Linked DNA regions of Homo sapiens: region 1 is linked to region 2. A link is a loop called in an ENCODE intact Hi-C map of the cell type or tissue named here. Cell type or tissue: endothelial cell of umbilical vein. All regions are shown on one strand. Links, peaks and the distances in the headings refer to the core of each region. The heading gives the core; the rest is flanking DNA. Region 1 has its middle 69 kb from the start of RFX3-DT. Region 2 overlaps GLIS3 (GLIS family zinc finger 3).

Region 1 (2,924 bases), core at 269-2,768, 260 kb before region 2:
TCTTGAGATAACCCAGGGCACATGGTAGCAGTTAGGACTCCTCTCTCCAAAGGTTACTGGTCGTTTTCTTATAGACTTGTCAGGAATGCTATAAAAATACCATGGGACACATGGGGACCATGGTTGTGTCAACAAAAGAAGAGGTTTACCAAGGCTTTTTTTTTTTTTTTTTTTTTCCTGAGATCGAGTTTTGCTCTTGTTGCCCAGGCCAGAGTGTGCAATCTCGGCTCACTGCAACCTCCACCTCCTGGGTTCAAGTGATTCTCCTGCCTCAGCCTCCAGAGTAGCTGGGATTACAGGCATGCACCACCACACCCAGCTAATTTTGTATTTTTAGTAGAGACGGGGTTTCACCATGTTGGTCAGGCTGGTCTCGAACTCCTGACCTCAGGTGATCTACCCGCCTTGGCCTCCCAAAGTGCTGGGATTACAGGCATGAGCCACCATGCCCGGCCAAGGTTTGTTATTAAGAGAGGGTTGTGAGAGCTGATAGAAGATGGTGAACAGTTAGGCAAGGCCTTCTGAGAATCAGAAATCTCCACTCCACACCAGTGTGGAACAAACATTTGGCCAAAATGTACAACAGTGGAGGACACTAATTTTTAGTTAAAAAAAACACCACTACCTATGACCTGTTAGCCTCCTGACATAATATGGATGTTACAATCATGAAAAAAGGAGGGGTGGCCCAAGGTAAGGTCAGTTACTTTTTATTTTCTCTTGGCATAAAATCTTTCTTAAAAGGAACTAGAACACCCTTAAGAAGCAGAATTTGCCCACTGACCACATTCTGTTTTATGTGAAATAATATAACCCAACGTCAACTTCTGCAAAAGCACTACTTTTTCAAGCATCCTCAAAGTAAGTCACAGGGACAGTTATTTCAAAGTGACATTTACATTGTCAATGGGGAACTGAATAGCTGAAGGGTGAGATAGTGATCTAGAGAAGATTTAATCCCAGGACCAAGAGGAGGCAGATATCTGTGAGAGAGATAAGGCAGCCTGGAGCTGCTCATAGCTTCTTATATTTAGATGATTGGGAAACACCGCAAGTTGCAAAAGGCTTTACTAGTTGCTGCTAGTGTGTGCGCGTGTGCGTGTGTGTGTGTGTGTGTTCAGGAGAAACTATTGGGAACATGATCTATTTGCATATGTCTTAATTCATTTTAATTTGGGGGGCTTAAATACTTTGGAATGTATTTCAAAATTCTTTTCTCTCTATCAAGTTATTGTGTGTTTGCTTGTTTGTTTTTGTTTTGGAGGGTGTTTCTGTGCCTCCTATTTGAAAGAGATTAAGTGTTTTTTAAGGGGCTTTAAGGAACTATGAGGAAAATGAGTAAGTTTCTGTTTTGTGAGGAGAACAGAAGGTTGCAGAGGGCAGAGATCATAGCCATCGATTATGAAAGTGTCATGATAGCAGATGATGTGCCTCTGCTTTCTGTGAGACACAGAATAACAAAATGAGTTTTAGCAAAGAAGACTGTTGACAATCTAAAATGTGTCAGTGAGCAATAGAGAGATCCAGGAACTACCTGAAAAGAAGAATAATTGAAAGAACTGGGTTGGTTAGCCTAAAGCTGAGAAGACGTTTAGGCAACATACTATTATAGTTTTCTTAAATAGCCACAGGAGCTATTGAGAGGAAGTTCAGCTCTGTAGAACCATGACCTGGTGGACAGAAGTTTTGAATAGGCAGGTGCAGCATCAGCACAAGGAAGTCCTTCTTATCAATTGATTGGGTGTCTTAGACCTTAAATATTTTCTTACCAATGTCTTTTAGCAGAGGGTGGATGGCGCAACAGGGGTGTTGTAGAGAAGATTCCTGAAGTAGACAGATATTGCATTGGATAATCACAAAGGCTCTTCTTACTTAATCAAACATGGTGGACTAAAGATAACAAAATAAGATGCAAATAATCTACAAAAGCAACCTATTGAGTACATTTATACTCAAAGCTAAATCAGATGACTAAATATGACTATCTTCCTTTTTGCAAGTCTACTTAGAAGCAAACCTGAGACTTTTCCTTCCCCACCCCCACACGTCACTACTCCACTTCCCCTACCCTAATAGTCCAAAGTAATGCGTGAACATGCACTTCAAAAATTAGTAATATATTTTCAGCAAAAGGTAAAGGGTATGTGAGATAGAATTGTGCTGTAAACACCAGAAAACCCCCAAATAACAGGAGTTTTGATAGAATAATTATTTGTCATATAACAAAATCCAAAGGTACGTATTTGGGGACTGGTATGAAAACTCCATGGTGATTTCAAGGGTACAGATGTCTACTTTTCCTTTTCACCATCCTCAGTATGTGGTTTTCCCCTCTTGGTCCAAGATGACTGCTGGAGCTCCTGCCTACTCCAGGATGGCAGGAAGAAGGAAGGAAAGAAAAAGGCACACCTCTCCACTTTTAAGTAGCTTTGCTAGAACTCTCACAAAACACTTGTATTACATCTCATCAGACTATAAATTCAAAGAAGACCAGGAAATGTAGCTATTATCTGGACAACACTGGCCCAGCTAAAACTCAGATTTCTGTTCCTACTGGAGAAGAAAAGACTAGATATTGGGAGGTAACTGGAAGTTTCTCCTGAGCAGGATTTAGGTATTATACAAAACAACACGTTACTCTCTTGATATCTGTTTCCCTCAATATTTTAAAGCAAATCTACTTAAAGCAGAGACCAAGTTTTTATAGTGAATGGTAAGGGGGAAGTTTTGAGTGGAATTTTACCATGAAAAATGATACTAAAATTGTGAAAGCATATTTTATTTTATATTTAATGTAATTTAGGTTATAATATCCATTATTTATTAGGGTTTTTTTGCCAAGAATGAGTTAAGTGCTGATTATTTAATTTAATGACATTGAAATGAGAATATAATATGATTTAATAATAGGACATTCTTTGTTT
Region 2 (2,924 bases), core at 324-2,823:
ACATGGTAATCGATGGAACTATTGATACTTTCATTTTTGTTTTAATTATACTTTCATATTTTAACTGTTGCTTATCTTGGGGTTACTGTCATATTATTATATAGTTCAGAATTTCATTAAGTAGGCTGATTTTTTTTTTTTTTTTTTTTTTTTTGAGACGGAGTCTCACTCTGTCGCCCAGGCTGGAGTGCAGTGGTGGGATCTCGGCTCACTGCAAGCTCCGCCTCCCGGCTTCATGCCATTCTCCTGCCTCAGCCTCCCGAGTAGCTGGGACTACAGGCGCCTGCAACCATGCCTGGCTAATTTTTTGTATTTTTAGTAGAGACGGGGTTTCACCGTATTGGCCAGGACAGTCTTGATCTCCTGACTTCGTGATCCGCCCGCCTCGGCCTCCCAAAGTGCTGGGATTACAGGCATGAGCCACCCTGCCCGGCCAGTAGGCTGAATTTTTAAATGAGACACTGTATCTTAAGGCCAATTACTTTTAGACAAACTGAAGTCAGATTTTATAATATAGAGTAAGTAAGAAAATAAGATTCCCCATTTAAAACTCTGCTTTAGGGCAGCTCTGTCTGTTCCTGTCACAGTCACAACAAATGATGTTAGAATGTAACATTTGGAGGACAAGGAGTAGTGGCATTTATTTTCACTTTATACAGTGCCTAGACTAATGCTTAGTGTAAAAAAATATGTTTTCCAGAAGTAATTTTTTGGGGAAAAAGTGATTCATTTCAGTTATATGAAATGTGAAAGAAAACTAAAGAAAGCAAATAAAAGGAAATAATAAAAATGACTTGTCTGTGTAATGATAGTTGCTTCTCTTGGGAATGAGGGCAATAAAGAAATGTGTTTCCTTGTTAAAGGTTCTGCTGAGAAGAGTTCAAAAAAACTGCATTTCCCTTCCTCCTCATGCATAAACAGTGAATGCACACAGGTACTAAAGCAAATCCTCAGCGTAAAGGAGGAGATGGTTGTTTATGAGATAGAGTTGGTACAGTTATTCCCAGAAACTCAATATGAACAACTGTATTTATTTCCATTATTAAGGAGTAAACAGTATTAAAGCTGGATGATGGACTTATTCAACATAACTGTTTTTTCAACTTTTGACAATTTTTTAAAAATTTTCATCGTAAGAGTAAAAACAAAAAATTAACAGTGTCTTCACTACCTTTGTAAAGGTATCCCTCTCTCAGTACTTTTCCAGTTTTAATTTGGCTGGTGGAAAACAAAAGATCAGACAGTGTGACATCTAATAATCTCTACCATGACCAATTCTGATAAGGTCAAACACTTTTATCCCTCAGGAGGTATCATACAACATTTTCTTTAGTTTCGTTTGAGGTGTATGAAGATTTTCCACTTGTGAATAAAATCCTCAGCAAATCCTTATAGGGTGTTTTTCTTGTGTGACATGGAGCCAACCAGCTAAGGCTCTCAGTAAGGCCGGCTGCCAGGGTAAATCATATCTTTCCTGGCTTTACACGTGAGCCAGATGTTGGGGATTTTCTGAGCTACAGGATGGTGGGGAAAAAGGTTTTTGCATTTCCTGTGTTCTCACTCCAGCTCTCAAGCTTTCAAGATTCATGGCCAGTCAACAGTGTCATGAACTGGCCTGAAAATATTCCAGATTAAAACCCACTGACAACATACCTGACTCTGCCATTGCCTCATACTGTTTGTCAGATCAGGATCTCTTTGTACTGCTGCTTCCCCTGACAGTTCCGAGGGCAGTCAGAGAGGCAGGTGTAATCTTTAATCTTCTGAAGCCTGAAATTCAGTGGAATTCAACTACCACTTTAAAAGTAGCTTATTTTCTCGTTAATATTAGTAGTATTTTATGAAATTTGTTAATAAAATACTATTAGTACCAAGTCAAATATGATAAACTTTTTATCATATAGACAATTTAGAAATATGTATAAGTATGAATGTATATGTACATTTCATGTATATGTAAAAATCCACAATAAGTCCACTATCTGAGGAAAACTAACATACACCATTTTCAGGTATTTCCAGGGACAAGTAAGGAATTCCCTAGGTTCCTAATGAATGTCCACATATGCCTACATATGCCATCATAAGCATATTTGTTTGTATATATCAACATTCATTTAAACATTCTATCATAAGATTTTCCTCATTACTAAATATTATTAAATAATGTTGATGATTGCATGATTTTAGCAAATGGCTATACCATAATTCATTTAATATTGGCCTACTGCTAGATTACTATTGGCCTACTGTTGTATTACTGCTGGTGTCACAAAAATTGTCATTTTTTTTCTGTTATAAATAATTTGCAGTGCTACATTTTAAAAGTATTTTGACAAAGAAAATTTTGCCTTATCTTTTCTGAACACTCACTTCCTTTCTGTTCTAACCCAGGCTTCCCAGGAGCAGTCATTTCTAACCTCTACTACGCATCAGAGTCATCCAGAGAGCTTGTTAAAACACAGATTTCTGCGTCCCACCCTCAGAGTTTGCTGACTGAGAAGGTCTGGGTTGGACCAAAGAATCTGCATTTTTTAAAAGTTCCATGGTCTAGGACCACACTTTGAGAACTGCTGTTCCAAAGAACCACCTGCTTTATACTCTGGTTTCTCTTCGGATCATATAAATCTGCCTTTTAAAAAAGCACCTGTTGGATCTATGAAACTGATGCAGCCGGTAGTTTCTCATTATGGTCTCATTACCCTTTACATTGAAAAATACAAAGCCACTTCAATTGCCATTTCACAGTACAGCCCATGGCCTGGAACGGGCACAGCTGCCCTCTTTAGGTTGAAAATATTTGGCAAATAAGGAATGCTGGCAAGAGAGGCTGCAGTTTTGACACCTACACCTTGATTTGGGATTCATTTTTCTCACTCAGGATTTGGCAAGCGTATGTCTTCTTTAAAGTGAGACTGAAAATA

What was found. A loop is a pair of places that touch in the nucleus more often than their neighbours do. Peaks named below come from ENCODE experiments on the same cell type or tissue, not always from the same donor. Only the 100,000 strongest peaks of a DNase experiment are listed, where the experiment ranks them.
Region 1: it touches region 2 in a loop (11-fold over the local background); 5 of 110 quality-filtered maps call a loop at or near these places.

Annotation. Positions count from the first base shown.
Region 1 is chr9:3,735,406-3,738,329 of GRCh38, forward strand. No RefSeq gene overlaps it. Among named protein-coding and RNA genes, the nearest start is that of RFX3-DT, 69 kb to the left of the region's middle. In endothelial cell of umbilical vein, for the core only: no CTCF peak of the experiment used is centred there; no DNase peak of the experiment used is centred there.
Region 2 is chr9:3,991,555-3,994,478 of GRCh38, forward strand. All of the region lies in intron 4 of GLIS3 (GLIS family zinc finger 3), which reads right to left. It overlaps LOC105375964 (a long non-coding RNA gene), which reads left to right. Exons shown (of 3, transcript XR_007061399.1): 3 at 2,395-2,924. Among named protein-coding and RNA genes, the nearest start is that of GLIS3-AS1, 94 kb to the left of the region's middle. In endothelial cell of umbilical vein, for the core only: no CTCF peak of the experiment used is centred there; a DNase peak (open chromatin) is centred at 1,587.